2 separate regions of the Mus musculus genome follow, and region 2 is linked to region 1. The links are chromatin loops, found by intact Hi-C in ENCODE. Cell type or tissue: left cerebral cortex. All regions are shown on one strand. Links, peaks and the distances in the headings refer to the core of each region. The heading gives the core; the rest is flanking DNA.

What was found. Hi-C counts contacts between places; a loop is a spot of excess contacts. Peaks named below come from ENCODE experiments on the same cell type or tissue, not always from the same donor. Only the 100,000 strongest peaks of a DNase experiment are listed, where the experiment ranks them.
Region 2: it touches region 1 in a loop (1.8-fold over the local background); 1 of 42 quality-filtered maps calls a loop at or near these places.

Annotation. Positions count from the first base shown.
Region 1 is chr3:101,367,460-101,375,982 of GRCm38, forward strand. No RefSeq gene overlaps it. Among named protein-coding and RNA genes, the nearest start is that of Igsf3, 5.4 kb to the right of the region's middle. In left cerebral cortex, for the core only: a CTCF peak has its summit at 5,028; a DNase peak (open chromatin) is centred at 5,122.
Region 2 is chr3:101,097,831-101,106,353 of GRCm38, forward strand. The region is part of intron 1 of Ptgfrn (prostaglandin F2 receptor negative regulator); the gene reads right to left. Among named protein-coding and RNA genes, the nearest start is that of Gm52612, 6.9 kb to the right of the region's middle. In left cerebral cortex, for the core only: no CTCF peak of the experiment used is centred there; DNase peaks (open chromatin) are centred at 4,466 and 6,143; H3K27ac peaks cover 1,880 bases.

The DNA.
Region 1 (8,523 bases), core at 2,693-6,692:
TATGGTGAAAGTAAGTTCAAGGGCACTCGTTCATGGGATCAGTTAATCATCCCGAATCCATTCTGTAATGCTTCCGTTGAGTGCCTGCATGCTTACACAGCTACCGTGGGCAGTCTCCGACCTCGAGAAACTTATCAGGAAAAACCACATGTTAAACAAAGAGCCTAAGTCAATGGCAAGGCACGGCCCTGGACATCTCTGCCGAGCACAGAGCTGGTGAAGACATGAACTCACTCCGGAAGAAGGGGAGGAGAGGTGGTTTTTTGTTTTTGGTTTTTTTTCCCACCCATAAAAAGGGTGAGAGTTTGCCAAGCTAGTGCCAGCAGCCTCAGAAGGCAACACTCACCTCACAGAATACCTGGCGCGTGCACAGGCATGGCTCAGAAACCACAGCTGACTGGCAACTCCAGTTCATGACAGGCAGAACCAAGAGCATAGGGAAGTTGGGGAGCAACCAAGGAGTCTGGGGAGATGCTCAGAGCCCACTGGAGGAAGCCTGAGTCTTTCCTAAGCATGTGGCAGCCTCAGAGGGTCCTGTCTAAAGGGTGCTTTACAAACGTGTACACCCTGTTGGGGATGGTTCTTTTGGTTTGGTTTGGTTTGAGTCAGGGTCTCAACTGCGTAGCCTAGGCTAACCTAAACTGGCACAGTACTTACTCCAGGCTTGTCCTGAGATAGAATGGAAGACAGTGAGCACTCAAACATAAATCAAGCCTTGCCACATCACGGCTCTGAAGTATCTGATGGTCCTCCCCCCACCCCCACATGCCTCCATCCCCACACAGGACAAAACCCAGAATCCCCCAAGACCCACATGACTTGCCTTTGCCTTCCTCCCATACCTCCCTCCAGCCCCCATCATTCCCACCACTCTAACTTTCTCTAATTGGCCTCTTACCATGAAAGCGCCCCCATCCATCCTAGTAGAGGTTTGTGTTTCTGCAAACATTGTTTGAACTTCTCTTTTTAAAAAAACACGGTCTCACTATATAGCCCCAGATGACCTGGAGCTTGCTGTAGACCAGGCTGACCTTGAACTCAGAGATTCCCTTGCCTCTGCCTCCTGGATGCCACCACATCCAGCTTCGAGATCACCTCTCTTTGCTGACTTGTCATCTCTCTCCCCAGCTAGACTTTACTGATTCATTTGACTAGCATTTGTTGAGCACAGGCTGTGCACTAGCCTTGATTTTCAATGTTGAGCATACCCTGGAGAACCAGGCAAGACAGAACTAGGTACCCCGAGCTTCCATCCTCCTGGGAAGACATAATAAACAGAGAAGCACACAGAAACAGAGTCCCACAGGGATAGAAATCAAGACAGCCATTTTTGTTTCATTTTGTTTTCATTAAGATTTCTATGTTTCTGTATGTGTGTACCTCTGTGCGTCTGTATGCTGCATGCTGTGGGTATCAGTGGAAGCCAGAAGAAGGCATTGGATCCCAGAAGCACAGGTAGCTGTGAATTGCCTGATGTAGGGTTTGGCCCAAACCAAATGTGGGTCCTCTGAAGAGCAGCGGTGCTCATAACTGCTGAGTGATCTCTCCAGCCCCTAGGACTGCCTTCTTAAACACCCCAGGACATAGAGCACTGTTCTCAGGAAACTGAATATTTAGTCTTTCTCCTTTTCAAAAGATGACTGTCTTGCATCTGTGTTATTTACCAGTATTATTGAATTCCTGATGTTTCAACTCCATTGTTGGTTCGCTGCTTCTTTTCCCCTTCTTCAATAGGCAACAACATTTAGGCATGTGAAGGGTTAAGCACACTTGCATGTCATTCTGGAAATATAATCGGCATCTATCATATTACTGTTATGGGAAAATATGCTCCGAGTTCCAAATAATTAACTTGCAAGTGAACTTTGAAACTGTCAGCCAGGCTCATGTATATTTGGGGGAGGTTTTGCCAAAGTCTTTGCACTCTTTTACGGGGAGAGGCAGCATGCCAGCCAAATCAGCCCAGACAGCCCTGGCGATCATGGGGTAACAGATGTCTCAGAAAAATCACCCCATCCAAAGGTTCTGCTAGGCTTTGCACTCAAGGTTGGGATTCTTAGAAATCCCAGACCTGTGCTGATACACCCCCCTGTGTACAAGGAGAGGCATTGTGATCCAAGGTTTTTTCCTTACCAGAGAGACCAAGACAAAATTCTTCAGAGTTCTTCACCTGGACCACGGCATGGCTGAAAGTGGCAGCCAGCATGGGCACTCAGCCCAGCAGCCCTGCGACGCGGAGCAGAGAAAGCTTGGGGATCAGCCAATCTAATGCCGGGAAGTCACTCTTGACATGACAAGCAGCGTGGCGTCTAGCCTACCCGCAGCCTCTAGGGCCTCTCCAGTATTTTAGCAAAGGGAGGAATCTCACAAAGGGAAGAGCTGGGTGTACTAAGGAGGTGATCTAAGGCTGTTAGGTTACAAACAAAACAAAAGAGGATATGCTGAGATTGTGATTCGGGAACGGGGACTGTCTTAGTCAGGGTTTCTATTCCTGCACAAACATCATGACCAAGAAGCAAGTTGGGGAGGAAAGGGTTTATTCAGCTTACATTTCCATACTGCTGTTGATCACCAAAGGATGCAGGACTGGAACTCAAGCAGGTCAGAAAGCAGGAGCTGATGCAGAACCATGGAAAGATGTTCTTTACTGGCTTGCTTCCTCCGGCTTGCTCAGCCTGCTCTCTTATAGAACCCAAGACTACCAGCCCAGAGATGGTCCCACCCACAAGGGGCCTTTCCCCCTTGATCACTAGTTGAGAAAATGCCTTACAGCTGGATCTTGTGGAGGCATTTCCCCAACTGAAGCTCCTTTCTCTGTGATAACTCCAGCCTGTGTCAAATTGACACACAAAACCAGCCAGTACAGGGACCGATCAAATGCTCAATGTTTGAGGCTGGGAGCAAGGATGTTCTCTAGACTATACTTGGGACTAACACTGGCTTTTTTGATTTTTTGGCTCCAGGTGATGCTATGTAACCGAGAGGGCTCCTTAAGTCAAACCAGAGAGGATGTGATTGGCAATCTGTTTTCAGTCTTTCCATTGCTGTAAAATACCTCCTAAGACTACGTGATAAACCAGGCTACGTGATAAACCAGTGGCACACACCTGTAGTGACAATTTTGAAATATCGGTTGCTTTTTTAAAAAAAAAAAACCACAGAAACACTATAAGAATGTGTTTTCCTTTTAATCCCAGGTGTAGGATGTGGGGCTGCTTCAGACTGTCCACAGCAACTCCGATGCTTCATGCTCTAGCAGGGGCGTGAATTTGCCAGCTGCAGACAGTTTTTGCAATTGTGTGACATTTGGAAACCTAGGGACTTTTCAGAGGGTATATAAATGTTAGGGCCCCGAGAGCAGGTAGTGGGTTGGTGGTTGGTTGCTGCTGTTAGAGGTTTAAGAAGTCATGTGTGAAGAAGAAAAGGAGGAGGAGGAGGAGGAGGAGGAGGAGGAGGAGGAGGAGGAGGAAGAGAAGGAGAAGAAAGAATATAAATATCCTGATGTTGAAGATCAAACTTGCCCCAAATCAGCAGGAAGTAGTCTAACGATAACACTGCCTTTTTTCCTTTTTCTCTCCTATCTAGTGTTTGGGGATTGAAAGGGTGGAGAAGGGAGGAAGAAAGAAGAACCCACAAAGTAGCAAAAGACAGCCACATGCACCCTTAATCCCAGCACTCAGGAGGCAGAGCCAGGTGGATTTTTGTGAGTTTGAAGACAGCTTGGTTTATATAGTGAGGCATATACCCCCCACCACTATCAGGGGATAAAAAAGGACTGGATGATTGAAATTTTTTCATTTAGCTTGTGGTTTTGGGGATCTAAGACAGTGGCATTGACATGGGCTTCTGGTGAGGGTCCTGTGACATATGTACGTGTTGACAAAGTAGAGTGGGAGTGGGAACGGGAATGTGCCACAAAGCTTTTGTGGGAGACAGAGCTAGAGGGCAAGCAGCGAGCTTTACGCAGCCTGCTTTCGTTCCTGTGATATGACCCCCTCATAGAAGTGGAGACCCATGATCTAATTACCTCTTCATGGTCCCACAACCTCTCAACAGTATGCCACTGGCAGCCAATTTTCAAGGAATCACATTCAATCCATAGCCAGCACATCCCAATGTTTTGGCCTTTAAAAGTCTTCTGAAGCCAAGTTTCAATCAGCTCTTGAGAAACAGAATCTTCTAGATTGGCCAGGGGACCTGTACTTGTTTTGGTTTTATGAGACAGGGTTTCTCTATGTAGCCCTGGCGCTGACTCTGTAGACCAGGCTGGCTTTGAACTTAGAGATCAGCCTGCCTCTGCCTCTGAATGCTGGGATTAAAGGTGTTCGCCACCACCACCCATTGAACCTATACTTTTAACTGTGTCTGCAGTAGCTCATGCATAGTCAGTTTAAGACTCTCTAGCTAGTATAAGCAACCTCATTTTGCAGAAGTTGGGGTCCAGAGGGTTCTTAGAGCATCACTTAAGTATCAACGTCTGGATGGGAAGCTGGAATTTCTGCCTCTGGGCCCATTGCACATTGGAGGCTGGTCAGTACACGGAAGTATAGAGAATAGTTCGTGAGGCATAGGTTCTTTCCACTCATCAGACCACTAACACTTGCAACCTCACTTGAGGGTGGCTTCTACTGTAGCCCACATTTATAAAGAGGAACCTCGGGCCACAAAGGATAAATAGCTGAGAATGGAGGCTCACACTCGAAATCCTTGCACTTGGGGCATAAGAACTGCTTCAAGTTCGAGGTTAACGTGGACCACGTAGTGAGTTCCAGGAAGTCTGGGATACAGAGTAAGAACCTATCTCAAAACAAAACAAAACAAAACAGCTTGACAAAGAGTTAGGTGTTAATAAACGTGGACCTGGGCACCTGCGTTATCTTTTAGAAGCACTGTTCTCTATCAGGAATGAAAGAAGCAAGCTCAGTTTTGTGGAGAATGGAGAATGTTCTCTCAAAAAAACCAGACTTGCCCTCTGGGATAATCCAGCCATCAGAGCTCCCGGAGGCAAACCTACTCACTTCTGTAACGCTAGGTGGCGCACCCCAGGTTCTGAGCACCCACCTGTGGGCGAAGCCTTTGGGGACTACCCACTCTCTACCCTGGTCTCAAGATATTACAGTCTCCGTGTGTTGGAAGACAGATGGCAGCCAGTGTAAGCTATTCCTAGTCTCATCTCCGGGGATCCTTGTCTGTGTAGGAGGGTAATCACTGAGGAAGGCTGACTTTCGGGAGAACTGTTCGGCACACACGTCGAGCTTCGCTTAGGCTGAGCTGTGTGAGGTAGGAGGCTCTCTGCTCTTTTCACAGGACACTTACTAGCCCATTGAAGAGCAGTCCGCACTAACAGTGGAGGGGTGGGAGGTAGGGGTGGGGGTGGGGCTTAGTCTGTGTCTGCTTATCTTTAAACAAAATGCTTGGCCCCCAACTTTCTTTCATGTGACAGGATGACTTCAGAAGACAACCCTGTATGTTTTTCCTTAAAACTCGAACTTTTTGCTGTTTTAATTTATAATTGATCCTTTTTGATTGTAACGGTCTGTGGATCTGGAAGACGCAAACTTACAGAATCTCTTGGTCATACCTTACCCAATAATAAATTTTGTTCCCCACAGCATTTGATTTAAACACTGGGTCTGTGGGGCAGGCAAGCTTGCAACCTCAGCTACTCAGGAGCCTCAGGCGATTCTAGATCAGAGTGGGTAACCTAGTACCCCTGACTCAAAATCAAAAGGGGTCTGTGGGTATATATCAGTGGTAGAGTACTTGCCTAGTGTGTGGGTGGTGCTATTCAGTCCCCAGGATTGCCAAAGCAACAATGAAGAACACGCTAATTTTCAACTTTGGCTGTTGATACGGTTTAGTGGGCAAGGGGGTTTGCTGCCAGTCCCCATGACCTGAGTGTGACATCCAGAACACACACGGTAGAGGAGAAAAATGGCTCCTATACGTTGTTCTTCGATCTCCACACATGCACACAAAATAATAAACGTTTAAAAGAATTAGAAATCAGGAAGGATTCTAGGAAAGTCTAGAGTTCCTGACTCTCTTGAAGTAGGAAATTCAGGGACCGGGATCCTTCACGTCCAGTGGTTGTCCTTGGTTGAGACTCTTAGGCTCTGTCTTCAGTGTGCCCCATCCCAACTATCCTCGTTACTGTTTTTTTTCATCTGGCTCCATCTGTGTTGAGCTCTCTGATGGAGATGAAGGGGTCTTCCAAGGCTCCAAAGTACCAGCCTTGTTCCAGACCAATTCAGGAGAGGACTGGAAGTTGAATTGTAAAGCGTTGTGAAGCAAGCCACTAATGTGCAGATGGGGGTGGGGCGGTGGATGGATTGGGTGGAGGCTGGGCTGGGGGTGGTGGGGGGATGGGGTGGTTGGTGGTGGCGGCACAGGGTGGATTTCCTGACTGGTCTTCTGGCCCTTCCTTTCTGTTGATGTCTTTGCTTCCCTAAAGACCCTGCCCAGCTCAGTCTTGAACCTGCGGCTGAGCCCCTGGAGGGGCCACCGGGTTCCGACTCACACTAACTTCATCTCATGGCTTCTGAGTCTGGGAGACAAAGGAATTCTTTTAATTGTGCCTTTCTCTCCCTGTCTAGCAGTTAGCACCATTCTCTGCATAGCCCTAGATATGGGACGTAGAAAGAACCCAGGGCTGGGAATCTGCTATGGTGGTGCAGGCCAAAGGCTGAAAGAGAAAGCCACCGGCTGCATCTGGGAAGATGGAGAAGGGAAAACCTGGGAACAGACAAGGGATTATGGAGTGAAAAGGGTCAAGATTGGAGGCCCAGGGAGATGACCCAGGAAACTGAGTTTTGAGAAGGGGTACAGCAGCTTGATAGGGCCAGAGAGCTCTAAAGCTGGCTGATATGGAAGGTTCCTTGATCTCTCTCTCTCTCTCCCTCCTTCCCTCCTTCTCTCTCTCTCTCTCTCTCTCTCTCTCTCTCTCCCCTCCCTCCCCCATCTCTCTCCTCTCCATGTTCAGTTCTTTAGAGAGTGCAATTGAGAGGCTCCCAGACTCCAGCCATCCGTTACAGCTTTCACATGTACTACCCTTAGCCAAGCTCTGACGCTCACCTAACTCACCTGCATCATGTCAGAGGCCTCTGCCTGTCATCTCCCTTCCTCTTCTGTTCCCATGGCTAACCTTTCTCAGTAGCCCATGACCTGAAGTGCTTCCCAGACCGCAAGGTCTTAGGGTCTGTGTTCTCTCTGGGCTTCTCAGATCCCACTCCTCCCAATTCTTCTTCATGCTATGTTAGAAATACTTTTAATTTCAGAACAGGTTAGCTGGCCTAGCACATGCTGTCTCCTCCAGCTGGGACTCTTCCTTCAGACCTTGCCATTTTCTCCTCCTCCCTGACTCTAAAACAGGTTTCTGTTCTAATACCTCTCTGAGAAATCCTCCTTCACCATCCCACCTAGAATAGAACTCCTCTCCCCACCTCACCCACTAGACACACACACACACACACACACACACACACACACTATTCCGTCACCTTACTTTCTTTAGAACACATGTCATTGTGTTATATATTTACTTGTTTCATTGTCTGTGTTTCTCACAAGAAGGTACTAAGAGAACAGAGACATTGCTTCACACATCGATGTTTAGGAAATAAACACAGAGATCCAGTAGGGAAGAGCTGAGAGACACCAGGACCACTGTTGTCTTGGGGTAAAGAGGGAATATGTAACATACAAGAGATTTTTAAAAATACAATACTTTAAATATGTGATAAATATTCAATTTGATATGATAGGCAATATTTATAGTTCAATTACATATGCAGATCAAATTCCAAAAGTTGTTTGGGGATACAGGATAATTACGGGGCAGACTGCCTTCAAGAAATTTACAGCCATGGGGGAGGGGAAAGGACAGATAAAGACTTCACAGTTATCTGGGCCTCCACTGTGGCAAGATCTTCATTGTCTTGTACAATAGAGGTATTGAATTGGGGGGGGGGGGATGAGTGAGTTATCAGTATATTCATTTTGTGTATGGATATGTGTCCATCTAAATGCCCAAGTGTGGAAAACCCAGAGGACAACAACCTCAGGCATGGTCCCTCAAGTATCAGACACATTTTTCTTCTGTTTTGTTTTTAACATGGATTCTGAGAACCAAACTCAGGCCCTCACGATTCCATGGCAGGCGCTTTAGCAAACAAGCCATCTTCCCAGCCCATCAACGCATTCTTTCAGTACAGTGGTCTGCTGTCACTCCGTCCAATAGGATGAAAACACTTTGTAAGCCCCTCTCTGAGCTCTGAAATCCACTGGTGGCGTCTTTGGACATGGCTGTCAGTCAGATAAAGGGCTTGGACCCCTCAAACTCCAACCTTCATCCTTCCGTCTCTGAATCCTGATCTCAGACACTGAGCCTCTCTCACACCCACCTAGACATTCCATGGAGCCCACCCCCTGATTGCCAGGGCCTCTCTGTTCCCATAGCTGCCTGTGTGGTTACTTCTATTTCCTGGATTTTTCAGCCATGATCCACCACAACATCTTTAATAT
Region 2 (8,523 bases), core at 2,714-6,713, 270 kb before region 1:
CCAAAGAGCAAAGCAGCACACCTGCCTTCTTAGCCTTTCTGCCGAAGCTCCTCTGTCTGAAGTAGCAGAATGCTCTCCAACTTCCGTGAACTCTCCTAAACTTTCAGCCTTTAACAATCGCTGGGCATGGCTCCGATGCCAACTCTCTCTCCACTGATGTCAAACCTGTCAGCTATGGAATCAAGGGACCGTGTCTATGTCCTTATGTGCCCCAGGTTCTAGAATAATGACTGGCACAGGGTAGATAATAAATAATGGCTTGAGTGAGGCAGACAGTGAGACGTGGCATGGGCTTCAGGCAGCAGCTTCACTGTCCTACCCTGAGACGTGGCTCAGAGCTGGCTGCCTGCTACAACAGTGATGACAAGCAGACGGTCTGTGGTTGGGACCAACCCAGCCACAAGGTGCTGGAAACAAGCACTGGTGTGAAGGAAGTCTGTTCTCTTCACTGTGAACACTAGGAGGAGTCTTGGAAGTGGAGTGGGGGTAGCAGATGCTGTTGTACGATGGGAGAGGCTATGCCAACCCCACAAAGAGAGGAAGGGGTGGGGACAGTAAAGGGACAATACATACTGAGAATCTATGAGGGGTGTGTCTTACATGCAAGCTGCCAAGAGATGAACAGAGGCATTCCACAGGAAGGATGGAGACTTTCTTACCGTGTGTATATGCATGTGTGTGCATATGTGTGGTGTGTGTGCATGTGTGTATGAATGTGTGTGCATGTGTGTGGTGTGTGTGCATGTGTGTGTGAATGTGTGTGCATATGTGTGGTGTGTGTGCATATGTGTGGTGTGTGTGCATGTGTGTGTGAATGTGTGTGCATATGTGTGGTGTGTGTGCATGTGTGTGTGCATGTGTGTGCATTGTGTGATGTGTGTGCATGTGTGTGAACATATGTGTGTGCATTGTGTGGTATGTGTTTGTGTGCATGTGTGTGGTATGTATGCATGTGTGGTGTGTGCATGTGTGGTGTATGTACATGTATGCATTGTATGTACATCTGTATATGTGTGTATGATCGCCATATAAACACTATATAATACGCACATATCCCACAGATGCTTTCTAAGCATGTACGTAAATCCAACCATACAAAGACTCACGCTGCTGCACACTGAGATGAACAAAAACCCTCCCTGCCTCTGTGACCCTCCAGGGGTGCCTGAAGAGAAGAACTTCCCCATTACTGATGTACCAAGTACTTTCTGGGACTCATACTGATATTTCAGATAAACCTGTTTGTGGGAATAAATGGTTATTAAAGTGGGACTCCAATGAATAAGCTACATGACTACGTAAACCTTGTTTCCGCAGAAAGCCTGCTAACATCCCATCCTTCCTCTAAAACTTACCTGTGCCTCTTCTCCGGGTGACAGTCCTTTGAAGAAACACTGTGTTAAACGACCTAAGGGGAACATCAGGAATTGTTTGGTGAGCTGTTTTCCTTGTAAGAAACAACCAAAAATAGGCGTATGGCCTGACTTATCACCTTCATTTAACAGCCTTGCTTCCTGGAAGTCCCAGAAGGCTTCATGTGCCGTGTGTGCATGTGGCTAGGGCTGCTCTGTGGGCACTGAAGCTGCTGCCAACACCTTTCAGGGTGACTTTGCAACAGTCTTCCTCTCCACCCACTCCCTGCCCAGAATTTAATATCCACAGCCCCTGAGGAGTCTTACTTTCCTAGCTTAAGTCAGCTAATCCCTAAATGGGATGCCGGGCTAGCCATGTTCATCTCCTCCCGTGGTCATTTTCCTACCTGAACACCTTGGCACTCGCTGGCCCACCTGCTCTGCGAACATTTCCCATGATAACAGCTCCTGGTCCAAGATCTACCCCTTTAATTCTGACAGCCCCATATGCACAGCCATCTAATAACTCATTCACTCCGATCCTTAAAAGCATGAAGGATCCACCCCTCTGTTCAGTTACAACTGGCTCCATTTCTTCTTGGGACTGCCTTTCTTAATTCCTTTGTCATGTGTCACAGTGTTGGGAACATGGTAAACATTCCCCGGTGCTGCAGAGGGAAAGCAGGAATCCCTGGTACTGCAAAGGAGACTAGCAGTGAGGCACAAATCATCTGTCCCTTCTAAAGCCACGGCCGGGCCCACGGACTAATATGACAAAGTACCCGCCATGTATCCAGCCCTCGGTCAGGCATCGTTGTCTTAACTTGGATTTACTGTATGGATTTCTCAATCAAGGATGACAGACTGTAATGTCTCCTAATAAATAAAAAAACATTTGGATGTTCCAGCTTTCAGAAAATGGAAAAACGAATAGCTGTGCCAAGTGCTTTTTTTTAAAAAAAGAAATTCTTCACTGCAATATAAGCTAAGAGGCAACACCCTGGATCCACACCAAGTCTGATGCTGTTCCTGGTCAGCCAGGGAAACAGTGTATTTAGAAAGCATGGCCCACCCCATCAGCTCTAGAATAGAGCAAAGTAGCAAGCTACTTAGCTAACAGAATTCACCCCTAAAAGGGTCTCTCCTAGTCAATATCAGCATATGGGCAAGTAGGATAGCATTGCTGAACTTAACTGCACCTCAAAGCATCCAGGGAGGACTGGGCCACAGGCAGTCCTTCAAGCCATAGTCCAGAAGCACAGGTCCCTACCAGTATCTCACAAGCTTTCTGGGTTGCATCCCTCAGTGGGATGGTATCCAGCAATATGCCAAATTTCAGCCAAGAGAGAAGAAAGTGCCCGGGAAACACCAGGTAACACTTAGCTTACTAGGTCATGTGGGAGGAAGGTGTGTCAGAATTGGAACTCTGCTACCCCTTTAGGAAGGGTGTCAATGTTTAGACACATCTAAATATCCATATCCCTTCCTGCTGCACTAGGCACACAGTGATACAGGCTTGCAATCCTAGAACCTGGGAGGCTGAAGCAGGAAGACCATGAATTTGAAGTCAGTGTGGGTGGAAAGGGGGAGGGAAGCAGAGAGCAGTAAAGGAGAGAGGGAGAGGGGGGATAAACAGGGAGAGGGCACCGGCTGGGAACATGTACAAGTGCAAACACACTCCTGTAGGGCAGAGCCATCAATCAGGCTCCGTAGGAGACCTGAAGGATAAAGGTAGAAAACAATACCAGTTACATTTCTGAAGGCTGAGACTTAGTCCCACAGTTCCAACCTCCTAACATCATATATCCTCAGTGTAAACTTCCACCAACTACAAATAGAAGTCAGTAATACAGTTAAGCGTGGGCCACTTTAAAGTGCTATAAGGATTTTTTCCTTTTTTTTTTAAACCTAACAATCAGTTTGGAAGCCCAGTTGTCCTGGTGAGAACTACCCCAGAACTCTAGAGAACCTAGAAAGAGACACCATCTCACAGCACAGGAAATGGGCTGGGATGAGGAGTAGTTGCTGATACACGGTGGCGAGACGAGCAGACAATATCCAGTCTTGGTGGCACCAACCATTGGCCAGCCCCAAGCCAGTGAGAAACACCACCAAGGCATGGGCTGCAGACCTGAGCAGTGCTGGGGAAGATGGCAACAGGCCAGCAAAGCCAGGGCCAACCAAGAGGCCCATATGGCCCGCGGCAGGAGTCGGCATGCTCAAAGAAGTCTGAAGATAGAAGGGGAGCCTTTCAGAACCAGCTAAACTAATCCTTATTACTGAGGCTAAGAGCTACTCAGCAATTTGTTCAAGGTCAAGAAACAAGTGAGGAGACAGAACAAGGCCAGAATCCAAGCCTCTGGTCTTAAAAGACAGTGAGAGGGTTGTTAGCGCATGTTAGCTGCTTGTATCAACTCCTTCCTAAGTGCAGAGATCCATCCGAATGATGTGTGAGCTTTAGTTCCTGCAGTTCTGTCACTTACAATATGACCCTGAGCAATTTACCTCACAGGTGCCTCAGTCTCTTCATCTAATGGTGGGGATAAGAACACAACCAACCTGGTGTGGTTACAAAGCCTACTCAACAGGTCAATACGTGGAAAGTGCAATGCCTGCTAGGAGCCAACCATCACAGAGAAGGTGGCAAGGGGCTCCTAGAGAGCTCTTACATTGGTTACTCCCTGGCCCCCAGGGTATCACAGTCAGCAGTTGTCACCATTTCCTTCCATACCCAGGATGGAGGCTTCTAGGAAGTCACACGGCTCTTGCCTAAGCATCCGAGGGCAACCCTAGTCTGGTATTAGCACTAAACTGACCAAAGCAGCAGAAAGGCTCTGGTTAAATGCTTACTTGATGAGCGGCTGTCCCATCTATCACCCCACAGATTCTCTGTTGGAGATTCTAGACTGTGGACCCTCAAAGCCTTCTGCAGAGCCATCAAGCCTTGAAGTCTCATTCACCTGTCTGTCCTACTTGACCTCCTTGGCCACCCTTCCCTGTGATGTTCTCCGAGGCTCCGAGTCCTTGGTCCCCCATCCTTCTAACCTCATTCCATGGAAAGGCATGATGTCATTCCTCCTACGAGCCAAATTTGGTGGATTAAACACAAAAGCAGGCTGGCAGCTTCCGCCGTATGCCCACACTACCCCGTCCTTCAGTGCTAACTCATGCCTCCCACATCCAGCAAGCCTAGCACTAACCCACAGTGCTCACTGCCTCTGACCATGACCTTTACCTCAGCACTCACTGGGAAAGCCATGCTGCCGTCTATTCTGTGTGCTAAGCCTCCTTGCAGACTAGAATACCCCACTCATTAGAGCACCCAGGCCTCCTAGGAATCCTGCTCAAATGACAATTCAGACTCAGCACACTAAACTGGATCGGGAGAGTCCAGGTGCAGCTGTGCTCCCAGGCCACACTAGAAATGTATATGCACTGACTGGAACATCTGCATCTTAAACATAATTTTTACACTGATGACAATCCTACAAGAGAGGAATTCTGCCCATTTTCCAGAGATGGAAAGTGAGGTTCAAAGTAGCAGAGAAACTTGTCTAAGGTCCACAGTGCAAGAGGCTGAGTTCGAAGGAGGGTTGGTTCCAAAGCCTAAACCCAGTCTTTGTTCTCCATGGAGGTCATTTTCAACCCAGAGTTGGGGTGGGATGGGAAGGGTACTAGGTATAGAAACAGTTTTAAAAACATACGTGTAATGGGTGTCTGTAACAAATCACTGAAGGCTTCTTAGGTACTATAAACAGAAAAGAGATGGGCAGAGCCTGGTGCTCAGAGGTAGAGCACTTGCCTAGCGTGCACCAAGTCTTGGGTGGGATGTCCACCACCACTTTTCTTTCCTTTACTCTTTTCTTTTTTTTCTTTTTAAATTTTTTTTTTATTTTTTATAATTTTTCAAAGAGTCACCCAAGGGAGCCAATGAGCTGGCTCAGTAAACGAAGTGCTTGCTATGCAACCAAGAAGACCTGAGTCTGATTCCTAGCGCTCATGTAAAAAGCCAGGCATGATGCACATTTGTAACCCCAGGACCAGAGTGGTAAAGATAGATGGCCTGGGGCTTACAGGCCATCGAGTCACAGACACACACATAAACACACACACAGACACAGACACGCACACACCATAGACACACATGCATGCATACACACTCAGAACACATAAAAATAGCCATCTGGGAGTAAGTTAACTCTACTGATCCAGACATTAGATAACACCCAGAAACTTTAAACATGCAAAGAAGAAATGAGACATACAGAAAACTTCTCCCTACAATGTCTGGGAACAATGGTGACATTCTAGAGTGGCACCAGCTAAGAGGATGCAGGGACCGTGCTCCACACTACACCACTCCTCCCAAACTCTGCCTGCACCTCCTCATCTCTGGACCATGCAGAGCCAGGGACTCTTCCTGAGCTCCAACCTCACTGTCCCTGTGCTGTGGAGTCCCTCTCCAGCCCGTTCCCCAGGCGGCTCTTCCACATGCTGGTGTCTCCCGGATCCTACTGAACAGGTACCACCTCGAAGTGTTCTTCTAACTTGGCACCCCTGGAGAGGCCGGTGACAGCCTCTGAGTCACGAACATCCTTACCTGCTCACCCCTGAGCTCTTGTTCTCAACCCCACCTTTACTACACAGTCAAACTTTAGTGTCCCGAGCCCAAGGGCAACCTCGTGCGGGCTGCGCTCACCACGAACCTCCACACCAGGCCCACACTTTTCTCTCCATCCTTCTGGTTTGCTGCAGCACTTTCCGCCTCCACTCCCTGTTCAGCCAGCCAGCTCCCACTCGGCTCTGCTTCCTTCCCAATAGGATGCTCTGCTGGCTCTTTGCCCAATCCTCTGATGACGACTTCTAGAACTTTCCCTGCTCACCTGCTGCCAACCCAACTCTTTCACCCACTTTCTGTGAAGGTCCTAATCCCACATCTAATACACCTTGTGCTGCCATGTAGGGTAGAGCTGAATTGCCCTGCTCTGCTCACTTCAGACGCCTCAGCACTCAAGATGCCCGGTCTACGTAAATGACACTGGCTCAGGGTCACAAATGAGCTGCACACCATGCATGTGTCACTAGCTGCTTGCCTTCTTCCCTTCCTCCTTCCTTCCTTCTTTCTTTCTTTGCTTTTTCCCCCTAAAGTCTTGCTAGACAGCCTAAGCTAGCCTTGAACTCTCAATCTTCCTGCTTCTGCCTCCCAAAACTGAGATTACCAGTAGACACTAGCAAATCTGACTCCATTTCCACCTTCAAACCGCTCATGCAGAGGAAGGGATGGAGTGCTGAGGATCCCTAGGTGAAAGTGGTATCTGCTCGCCTTTACCACTGCACACGCAGGCTCAAGGGCCTGGAGGTGGCCTCTGATCATGAGCTCCCAGGGCCCACACACCAGAAATCCTGATGCATCTGCAACCCTCATGAAACCGACAGGGATTCCTTACCCTGGCCCACAGGCTGCAAAGTGCTGGCCGACTCCAGCTTTAAACAAGAACAAGGAAGAGCCGTTTCCAACATCTTCTTGGCTCATGATCGCTTTTAGAGTCTGAGAAGTAACCTATCCGGCAGCAAAGTGCTTCTATGTCATTTAGATTCCATGGCAGCACGCCTTCTGCAATGAACCTTGAACCTGTGAGCACGACTTCGCTCTTTAATGTTCTCAGCCAGATTCACCCAAAACAGAACAGCATCCGAAGCGCGGTCCCTCGGTCCCCTGAAACATTCCAGGTGATGCTAACGCTTCCACGTTCCAGCTGCTCGCAGAGGTGTAAAACAGGCTGCAGGTAGAGCCTTGGAATGCTTAAACTTGAGTCATGCCACGTAGCGACTCCGTCACCCAGCACAAACACTCAGGGAACACTGAGTGAAATAAACATTCAAAGAGCATAAACACGCATTTCCATTGTCTTGTCTCCTGGGAATCACACTGCTGGTATGTGATGCATTTGCCACTGGGTCTGAGTCTGCTCCTTCCCCAATACTACAGTTTGTGTGTGTGTGTGTGTGTGTGTGTGTGTGTGTGTGTATGTGTGTGTATGTGTGTGTGTTGGAGGATAAAGGGGGTAACCACCACCAACTCTGCCAACTCTAGCATTTCGCCTTTTCCAGAAGATAAATTATTTAGAATTTTTTTGCCAGTTCGAGTGATTTTCCCATAGCAGAGTCAAATGGCCCAGCAGTCCTGCCTTAAAGAAACCAATGCAATTAAAGCAAACAGCTATGAACTGGTCCTGACAGCTTCTACCAACTTCATTTGATAAAGTGAGACACAGACACACTCCAACAGACAAGCCCACACTTTATTCCCTGCCAGACGCAGCGCCAATCCATACATATAGAATCATCTATAGGAGAAAAATCAGCTCAGCAGCTCATCACTAAAACCAAATAGCCATATAAAAGCCGCCTAGCCCGACTGCCTTGTAAGGAATATCACTGACAACTACCGCTCCTATCCAGCAGGCTAATAAGAATAATTATAGCCAGGGCAGGCATTAATCAGCTTGGCAGATACAGGAATTCTGTTAACAAGACTGAAATAAGTGCCAAGAAATCTCTGAAGACCACAGCACTTCAAAGGCTGTTTAAGCTAGAGGGATTCACGCGTGTTTCTCCTGCGAGCCTTCCTCCTGACGCGGTGCCCTGTGGAGCAGCAACAGGCTTTGTCTGAGCCCCATTCCTCTGAGCGGGCAATGAGGACCTGCAAGGTTGCAGGTTGTCACATCTGAGAGGTGCATGCTGACACCATTACTCCCTTCTGCATTGCACCTGGGCCACACACACACCCCTGATCCTATTTTTAATTCCAGCTTTGTATTCTGACCACGATCATCTTTTCTTCATCTAAATCTCAAACAATGGGCAGCACACGGGCACAGTGAACAACGGTCAGCTGATCCTTAGCACCCGCGGGATGGAGTCCTGCTATGACTGAACATGTTGTTTCACAACTCTGGGCACCTAGTTCCTCATCATCTATAAGGAGAAAATAACTGAGCCTTTCCCAAGATCTGAATGACTGACAGATCCTGACTCTCAAGTGACAGCTACTGGTGCCCTGTATCTGCTAGGTGCACAGAGGCCTTACAGAAGCCACCAGAGAAGAACAAGGCTGAGGGTGAGGCTCAGTAGTAAAGTGTACAAGCTTCCAGTTCATTCCTTAGCACCA